Linked DNA regions of Homo sapiens: region 2 is linked to region 1. A link is an interaction called in ENCODE POLR2A ChIA-PET data of the cell type or tissue named here. Cell type or tissue: GM12878. All regions are shown on one strand. Region 1 overlaps TENT4B (terminal nucleotidyltransferase 4B). Region 2 overlaps HEATR3 (HEAT repeat containing 3).

Region 1 (5,000 bases):
AGCCTCCTGAGTTGCTGAGATTACAGGCACCTGCCATCTTGCCTGGCTAGTTTTTGTATTTTTGTAGAGACGGGGTTTCATCACGTTGGCCAGGCTGGTCTTGAACTTCTGACCTCAGGCGATCCACCCGCCTCTGCCTCCCAAAGCGCTGTGATTATATGCATGAGCCACCATGCCTGGCCATTATTTCTTTCTTTCTTTCTTTTTCTTTTTTTCAGGTTCATTGAATTTGCTTTGAGACAGGGTCTTGCTCTGTTGCCCAGGCTGAAGCGCAGTGGTGCAGTCATGGCTCACTGGAGCATCAATTTCCTGGGCTCAAGCGATACTTGCACTTCAGCACCCCTCCACCCCCACCCGCTCCTTTCCCCCACAGTAGCTGGAACTACAGGCGCTAGCCACCGTGCTTGGCTAATTTTTTTTTTTTTTTTTTTTTTGAGACGGAGTCTCGCTCTGTCACCCAGGCTGGAGTGCAGTGGCGCGATCTCGGCTCACTGCAAGCTCTGCCTCCCAGGTTCACATCATTCTCCTGCCTCAGCCTCCCAAGTAGCTGGGACTACAGGCGCCCGCCACCATGCCCGGCTAATTTTTTGTATTTTTTAGTAGAGACGGGGTTTCACCGTGTTAGCCAGGATGGTCTCGATCTCCTGACCTTGTGATCCGCCTGCCTCGGCCTCCCAAAGTGCTGGGATTACAGGCATGAGCCACTGCACCCGGCCTGGCTAATTTTTAAATTTTTTTTTGTAGACTGCCCAGGCTTGTTTAATTGATTTTCTATGTGATCTTAGGGAAATCGATTATTTCCCATAAACATTTTTTTAATTAGAAGTTAAATTCTGCCTAGTTTGATTCACAGGATTATTGTGGATGACTGAAACAGAGAATAGGTAAGAGCTTCTTTGAAAAATATGAGGTACCATACAGAAGTTAGATGCTTTGTCCTGGTGATACCCCCTCCAAAGCACAGCTAAGGAAATGTGGAAGGCACTCTTATCTCATCATATAGCTTTGAAAGCCTAGCATTGAAAGTACGAACTTGATTCTTTTGGAGAAATCCTTTGGCTCTCAGTGAGTTTACTTTCTATTAATGACTGTGTTAAGCGGAATGAAAACTGAAAGAGGAAAGGGGAGGAAGTCAGAATTAAGCAGGAAGAGTGAGCCCATAGCAGAGTCCAGATTTAGACCCCAAGCTACTTGGAATGATACTGGACAATTATGGGTGTGTTTAATGATGGTCCTGAGTCATGAAAACAAAAGGAGGCTTTAAATTATGTCTGGCTTAGTGTACAGCATATTTTTGTCATTATTCAAGTTTTAGCATGTAAAGAGGAAAGTGTGCAGTACTTATGCATATCATTTTCATTAATGAAACTAAATGAGGCCTCTTTAAAATTATCAGTGTTCACAGTATCTTCCAAAAGACATGTAAATGTATAAAGGTATAAAAAATATACATATAAATTTTACAATTTTGTGAGCTATATAGTAGATCTCTTATTTTGTCCATAGGTCTTAAAGATCTTATACTGTATTCAGGAATAAAGATAACTTCAGTGGGAGGCCTTTACAGGGCTAATGAGTAAGCATTATTTTGATAAAGTTCTGTGTTGTCTACAATAGATATAGTAGAAATACTCTTGGAATGGTAATCATCCCAGGCCCTGCTTTGGAGCGGAAGAAATAGTCAATGTAGAACTTTACAGTATATTGTACACAGATGTGCCTGCTAATAACTTCTGTAGACAGCAAAGTTTAAGAGAAATTAGGTGGTAAATGCAACATATGTATCTAAATAAATTTGGTCTGAGGGATTTGATAAGATGAAACAGTACATAGTCCAGAAAATTTTTATACTCAAAGAATTATAGAAAATATCTGAAATGTTTTCAGTTTTGTGCATATCCAGAAAATGTCATCCTGTGATCTGCTGGTTGGCAGCCCAATGGCAGTATTAGATGTATTGTTTTTATTTTGTTTTGTTTGCTATTTATTTGGTTAAGAGAGTTACCTAATTAGGAGTGTGAAAAAAAAGATTTATTATAGTAGTGGGCTTTTGTTTGACTTAAAACATTTTTGTTGTTACCACAGTATGAGTGCCTTGTTTGTGAAATTTGTTTACCGGGAAGCCATATACTTAGAGTAGCTTTTAGTTTATCATTATCATCATCATCATCATCATCATCATCATCATCATCATCTCCTTCATCATGAAAGGAAGAAGCTACCAATGTTGCTTTATTCTGCAAAAAATACAATAGATGCTTGTTGAAAGTATGGAGTGAAATCTTAAATATGTCTGTTAAAAAGAGTACAACTGGCCAGGGGTAGTGCCTCATGCCTGTAATCCCAGCACTTTGGGAGGCCAAGGCGGGCAGATCGCTTGAGCCAGGAGTTTGAGACCAGCCTGGGCAACATGGTGAAATCCTGTCTCTACAAAAAAAAAAAAAATAGACAAAAATTAGCTGGGTGTGATGGCATGCAGCTGTAGTCCCAGCTACAGTGGGGCTGAGGCAGGGGGATTGCTTGAGCCCAGGAAGTAAAGGCTGCAGTGAGCTATGGTTGTGCCACTGCATTCCAGTGTGGGTAACAGAACGAAACCCTGTCTCAAAAAAAAAAAAATAGTACAACTTTAAGCAGGATGTGGGCACATGCCTGTAGTCTCAGCTACTTGGGAGGCTAAGTCAGGAGAGTCACTTGAGCCCAGGAGCTTGATGCTGCAGTGAGATGTGATTGTGCCACTGCCTTCCAGCCTGGGGATGATAGCAAGACCCCATCTCTAAAAAAAAAACAAAAAACAAAAAAAAAACAGAGTACAACAACCTTTGGTAAACTTGGAATATAAAGGTGTTTCCTTAACCTGTTAAAGAGCTGATAAAGAGTGGTACTTTCAAACCAGTACACATTATGTGAAACACTAGAGACACTTCCCATTTGTTAAAAGAAAAACCTTAGCCAAATTAAATTTAAGTTTTTTTTGGAGACAGAGTCTTGCTTTGTCACCCAGGCTGGAGTGCAGTGGTGCAAGCACAGCTCACTGCAACCTCCGCCTTCTGGGTTCAAGTGATTTTCCTGCCTCAGCCTCCTGCGTAGCTGGGACTACAGGTGTGCACCACCACGCCTGGGTGATTTTTGTATTTTTTGTAGACATGGGGTTTTGCCATGTTGCCCAGTCTGGTCTTGAACTCCTGGGCTCAAGCAATCTGCCTGCCTGGGCCTCTGAAAGTGCTGGGATTACAGGCGTGAGCCACCATGCCATTTAATGGTTTAATTGAGCAAAGAATGATTTGCAAATTGGGCAGCCTCCCGAGCCAGAGTAGGTTCAGAGACTCCAGCACAGCCATGTCGTGGAAAAAGATTTATGAATGGAAAGAGGAAAGTGATGTACCGAAAACGGAAGTGAGGTACAGAAACAGCCGGATTGGTTACAGCTCTGAATTTGCCTTATTTGAACACAAGTTGAGGTTTGTACAGTTGGCCACCTTTGATTGGCCAAAACTCGGTGATTGGCACAAGAGCAGGTTATAGTCTGTTTACATCTCCATTTTGGTTATAGTTCATTATGGACAGAAAAACCTGTAGGTCAAACTTAAAATATGTAAGGAGACAGTTTTAGGCTAAACTTGATTTAACACATTAAATCCGTAACAAGACAGGATGCCTGCCCTCACCATGTTATTTGATCTTATTTTAGTAATTCTAGCCAATGTAGTAGGGCAAGAAAACTGCCTGCTTGGCTACAAAATAAACACACAAAAGTCAGTATCTGTAATATGTGACAGAAAATATAATTAAAAAAAAAAAAAAAAGCCGGGCACAGTGGCCCATGACTGTAATCCTAGCACTTTGGGAGGCCAACGTGGGTGGATCTCTTGAGCTCAGGAGTTCAAGACCATCCTAGGCAACATGGCAAAACCCCGTCTCTACAAAAAATACAAAAAAATTAGCCACGTGTGGTGGTGAGCTCCTATAGTCCCAGCTACTTTGGAGGCTGAGGTTGGAGGATCATTTGAACCTGAGAAGCACAGGTTATAGTGAGCTGAGATCACGCCACTGCACTCCAGCCTGGGTGACAAAGTGAGACTCTGTCTAAAAAAAAAAAAAAAAGAAGAAAAGGAAAGGAAAGTAAAAGAAAAAATAATTTCACTTACTAGAGCATCAAATCCCTAAGATAATTTAGAGCAAAGCCAGAAAAGTGAAGAAAATATAAAAATCTTTACAGTGGGTTGCATTTTAAAAAAAAACTTGAAGATATCAGATCAACTCACTAATGTATTAATTAATATAATTTAAATTAAAATCCCACTGATTTTTTTGTGGGGAGGGTGGGAGAGTCATTTGTTAAAATGATTCTAAAGAGCATCTGGAAGAATAAGCAGGCAAGAATAGCCAAGAACATTTTGAAAACTAAAGATGAGTTTGGAAGACGATTGGTTTTGTACTGTCAACTACTTATAGATTTTACATGAATTTTAAAGGGTAATCTGAGCCCTCGAATAGACAGAAATAGCCATAGATCTGAAAGAACACTTAAGACCTGATCCAGCTATCCATGAGAGTATATATAATCAAAGTCTTTGTGTGTGAATCAGGAGTCTTTCAGGTGCAAGGTAAATAAACTCATAATTGCTTACGCAAAGGTGGTATTTGCTTTAGTGACTCCAGAGAAAGCTCAAGTGCCTATCTCTCCCCTGACTTTGATTCTTTTTGGGGTTGGCTCCATTCTCTCCTGTTGCTAATGGCTTCCTTTGTGCAGCCAGAGGAAAGGAGGTGTGGTTTTTTGATACTTCCAGGCTTCTATTTTTATAGCTTGAGATCAAAGAGGGAAGTGACCTTCCTTAGAGTCAGTGTGTAAAGTCCTAAGGAAGATACCACGTGGGGTGCTGGGGCCATGTGCCCATCCCTGGCCCATGACCATGGGGATGCTACACTAACTGGGGGCCACGCATGGCTGTTCCTGCCCTGAACTGCCAGCTGGCTTTGCAGTGCAGCCTCACCAGAATCAC
Region 2 (5,000 bases), 120 kb before region 1:
TTAATTTGCTCATACTTTTATATAAACTACTTTTTTTCTTAAAGAGCTATTGCTCTGCCAGAAATAACCCTAACTTTGAAGGTCATGATAAATTTAAAGGAAGCCAGACGTCCCAAAACCTAAGGCTGTTTGCTACTGGTCCTTGATAAGTACATAAATTGAGGGTAAAATTTTTTTTTTTTTTTTGAGATGGAGTCTCAGCTCTGTCACCCAGGCTGGAGTGCAGTGGCGCAATCTCGACTTACTACAACCTCCGCCTCCCGGGTTCAAGCTATCCTCTTGCCTCAGCCTCCCAAGTAGCTGGGATTACAGGCGTGCATCACCATGCCTAGCTAATTTTTGTGTTTTCAGTAGAGATGGGGTTTTGCCATGCTGGCCAGGCTGGTCTGCAACTCCTGACCTCAAGTGATCCTCCTGCCTCAGCCTCCCAAAGTGCTGGGATTACGGGCATGAGCCACCGCACCCGGCCTGAGGATAAACTTTTATAAACATTTATAGTAACGACATTGCCGCATTTAAGAGTCTTTTTAGGCTGGGCGTGGTAGCTCACACCTGTAATCCCAGCACTTTGGGAGGCTGAGGCGGGCGGATCACAAGGTCAGGAGATCGAGACCATCCTGGCTGACAAGGTGAAGCCCCATCTCTACTAAAAATACAACAAATTAGCCAAGCATGGTGGCGGGTGCCTGTAGTCCCAGCTACTCGGGAGCCTGAGGCAGGAGAATGGTGTGAACCCAGGAGGCGGAGCTTGCAGTGAGCCAAGATTGTGCCACTGCACTCTAGCCTGGGCGACAGAGCGAGACTCCATCTCAAAAAAAAAATAAAAGAGTCTTTTTAATTGTATTTTGTAAAAAGTGTAGATCTGGCTGGGCATGGTGGCTCATGCCTGTAATCCCAGCACTTTGAAGGGCCGAAACGGACAGATCACTTGAGACCAGGAGTTCCAGACCAGCCTGGCTTTCATGGTGAAACCCTGTCTCTACTAAAAATATAGAAATTAGCCAGGCATCATGGCGCATACCTTTAATTCCAGTTACCTGAGAGACTGAGGCACAGGAATCGTTTGAACCTGGGAGGCAGAGGTTGTAGTGAGCTGAGATGCGCCACTGCATTCCAGCCTGGGTGACAGAGCAAGACTGTCTCAAAAAAAAAAAAAAAAAGTATAGATCTGTACAGGATTAGAAATTTAAAAAGAAAAGAAACATGATCTTTTCCAGCACTGATAGTTTGGGAAGCCTCATTTGCGCATATCACCCTGAGATAAAGCATATATATTTTGCAAAACCTACATGTGTCTAATGAAGTGGTAATGATACAATGTTTTATTGATGAGTTATACTGGTGTAAATTATCCAAAGCAGAATTCATTTGTTTCTAAATACTTATTTTTTGCCTCGTAGCATATTGTTTGCAGACAGTGACTGAGGATAACCCAGAGCTGCTGAAGTCTTTCAGTGCTACAGCATTGAACATGCTGGAATCAGCACTGCTTTCTCCTGTCAGTTCCATGGAATCTCTTCTATTGAAGACATTGGTAGCAGGTAAAATTTAGCCTTACGGCATAGTATATTGTTTCAGTAGCTTTTGGTATGGATGTGGTGGGGGCAAAATTTAGTCATTCATTTCAACACATTAGGTCTTCTGTGCTTTTATCTGTTCTGAAAATTTTAATATCTGAGAAGAGACCCTTACTTCAAGCAGTTGTCTATAGTTGTAAATCCTTGTAGAATAGATTTGTTTCGAATTTAACAAACTACTGTTAACCTGATAAAGAGATGCTGTTGTCAGGATCCCCACTTATTTATGAACCAGTGATTTCAGAAATTGACCACTTAGTTTTCCATAAGTTTTTTTTTTTTTAACCACCAACTCTTTTCTCTGCAGAATGTCTGAATACAGAAGTAAGAAATTATCTGAAGGTCTGTTTAGTATGTACTTTATTTAGTTTATGTATCTATTTTCTTCTTGCCCTTTGTCTTGCAGAGATAATTTATGTTGAGAGATTTTTTTTTTACTTTTTTACTTTTTTTATTTTTTATTGTTTTGAGATGGAGTCTGGCTCTTTCACCCAGGCTGGAGTGCGGTGGCTGGCTCTGCAGCCTCACCTCCCAGGTTCAAGTGATTCTCATGCCTCAGCCTCCCAAGTAGCTGGAATTACAAGCGTGCGCCACCACGCTCAGCTAATTTCTGTATTTTTGGTAGAGACGGGGTTTTACCATGTTGGCCAGGCTGGTCTTGAGCTCGGGACCTCAGGTGATTTGCCCACCTTGACCTCCTAAAGTGCTGGGATTACAGGTATGAGCCACTGCGCCTGGCCTGTTTTTTTATTTTAATAGTGGAAAAATACACATGAAATTTACCGTCTTAATCGTTTTGGGTTTTTTTGAGACAGAGTCCTCCTCTGTTGCCCAGGCAGGAGTGCTGTGGTGCAATCTTGGCTCACTGCAGCCTCCACCTCCTGGGCTCAAGTGATCTTCCCATCTCAGCCTCCCAAGTAGCTGGGACTACAGGTGCATGCCACCAGGACCAGTTAATTTTTTTTTTTTTGAGACGGACTCTTGCTCTGTCACCCAGGCTGGAACGCAGTGGTGCGAGCTCAGCTTACTGCAATCTCTGCCTCCTGAGTTCAAGCGATCCTCCTGCCTCAGTCTCCTGAATAGTTGGCATTACAGGCACCCACCACCACACCTGGCTATTTTTTTTTTTTTTTTTTTTGGAGACTGAGTCTCGCTCTGCCGCCCAGGCTGGAGTGCGTGGCGCGATCTCCACTCACTGCAAGCTCCGCTTCCCAGGTTCACGCCATTCTCCTGCCTCAGCCTCCCGAGTAGCTGGGACTACAGGTGCCTGCCACCACGCCCAGCTAATTTTTTGTATTTTTTTTTTTTAGTAAAGACGGGGTTTCACTGTGTTAGCCAGGATGGTCTTGATCTCCTGACCTTGTGATCCGCCCGCCTTGGCCTCCCAAAGTGCTGGGATCACAGGCGTGAGCCACCGCGCCTGGCCTAATTTTTTTATTTTTTTAGTAGAGACGAGGTTTCACCATGTTGACCAGGCTGGTCTCGAACTCCTGACCTAAAGTGATTGGCCCATCTCGACCTCCCTGTGCTGGGATTACAGGCGTGAGCCACAGTCCCCAGCCACAGTTAATTTTTTGTATTTTTTTTTGTAGAGATGGCATCTCACCATGTTCCCTAGGCTGGTGTCAAACTCCTGAGCTCTTGTAATCTGCCCACCTTGGCCTCCCAAAGTGCTGGAATTACAGGCGTGAGCCACAGCACCCAGCCTTTAATTGTTTTTAAATGTATACTTTAGTGGTGTAAAGTACATTCAGATTGTTGTGCAGTAAAAATCCGGAACTCTTTTTCATCTTGCAAAACTGAAACTGTACCCTTTAAACACAATTTTTCCCATTTCCCCTTCCCCCAGCTGCTGTCAGCCACCATTCCTTGACTCCTCTAAACACCTCATAGAAGTGGAATCATACAGAATTTGTCTTTCTGTGACTGGCTTATTTCTTTTTGCATAGTGGCCTCAAGGTTCATCCATGTTGTAGCATGTGTCAGAAATTCCTTCCTTTTTAATGCTGAATAATATTGCCTTGTAGGTATTATACCACATTTTGTTGATCTCTTCATCTGTTGATGGACACTTGGGTTACTTCTACAACTTGGATATTGTGAATACGGCTGCTGTGAAAATGGATGTAATTTTTTTTTTTTTTTTTGAAACAGAGTCTTGCTCTGTCACCCAGGCTGGAGTGCAGTGGCAAGATCTCGGCTCACTGCAACCTCTGCCTCCTGGGTTCAAGTGATTCTCATGCCTCAGCCTCCCAAGTAGCTGGGATTACAAGCGCCCACCACCACGCCTGGCTGATTTTTGTATTTTTAGTAGAGATGAGGTTTCACCATGTTGCCCAGGCTTGTCTCGAACTCCTGACCTCGAGTGATCCTCCCACCTTGGCCTCCCAAAGTGTTGGGATTACAGGGTGAGACACTGCACCTGGCAAAAATGAATGTAATCTGTTCAAGTCCCTGCTTTCAGTTCTTTTGGGTTTATAGTCAGGAGGTGTTTTTATTTTTGTAGTAACTTAAAAAAAAATTACTCTGACTACTTAATGATAGCTCCTGTTCTTTTTTGATAATCAAAAAATTAAGAACCTACTCTCATGTTTATATGTCAGACCAACCTTGGAATTTTAGTGCATTCCATTTCACTCTTGGAATATAAGAAGCTGCTGAGGAGAGCAGCTTAGGTTACAATGAAAGAAAGTGATGCCACTCACTTTGTCATTTTAAAAGAAACTTGATCAGTGTTCTCTGGGTCTGCTGATAATGCAGTGTATCAGAGAAAGGCATTGTGTGCCAAGGAAGGGAGATGATTGTGCAGGGTTATAACTAAGGGCACTGCCTCAGTGCAGAACTCATTGATATTTAATAAATAATGAACAAAGGCAGTAGGGCTGAGATTTTTTGAAATTACACTGGCCTTAAAAGCTCCAGTCTTGTGAAAACTTAAACTTAGTAAAATATTTCACAGGCATTTCTTATCCTTATGCTTGTTTTTTTCCCAGGCACAATTTGGAATCTAAAGGACATTATTCCATGCAAGAGTCAAGCAGAAATCATAAATGCCTTACTAAAGATCTTATCTGAAGTTTTGGGAATGGATGCTGGTGAAATGGTTATTCAAATGAAAGAGGCTGAAACGCAAAGGTTAAAAACTGCTGCAGAGGCTGAGGAAATATTAGAGAACACTAATGGGGATGATTTGATTGAAGATGATGAAATGGAAGGAATTTCTCATAAAAGAAGAGTCAGAAGGAAAACTTTCGTTTCAGATTTACTTCCGGTAAGTCAGGTTGCTGTTCTCAAATATGGATTAATACAGCTGTTTTTTTTTTCCAGCAGTTATCCTTGGCTTTGCAGAAAAATGTTATAGCAAAATTAGCTATAAAGTGCGTTTTGGTAAAAATGAGTCATATTTTCCTGTTGATTCTCTTT

What was found. ChIA-PET counts read pairs that join two places held together with the same protein. Peaks named below come from ENCODE experiments on the same cell type or tissue, not always from the same donor. Only the 100,000 strongest peaks of a DNase experiment are listed, where the experiment ranks them.
Region 2: POLR2A ChIA-PET joins it to region 1 with 6 read pairs; 10 of 35 experiments call an interaction of 5 or more read pairs at or near these places.

Annotation. Positions count from the first base shown.
Region 1 is chr16:50,194,333-50,199,332 of GRCh38, forward strand. The region is part of intron 1 of TENT4B (terminal nucleotidyltransferase 4B); the gene reads left to right. Among named protein-coding and RNA genes, the nearest start is that of TENT4B, 44 kb to the left of the region's middle. In GM12878, no CTCF peak of the experiment used is centred here; a DNase peak (open chromatin) is centred at 299; H3K4me3 peaks cover 595 bases; H3K27ac peaks cover 2,490 bases.
Region 2 is chr16:50,074,171-50,079,170 of GRCh38, forward strand. HEATR3 (HEAT repeat containing 3) reads left to right here. Exons shown (of 15, transcript NM_182922.4): 6 at 1,401-1,541; 7 at 4,571-4,848. Among named protein-coding and RNA genes, the nearest start is that of HEATR3-AS1, 10 kb to the left of the region's middle. In GM12878, no CTCF peak of the experiment used is centred here; no DNase peak of the experiment used is centred here.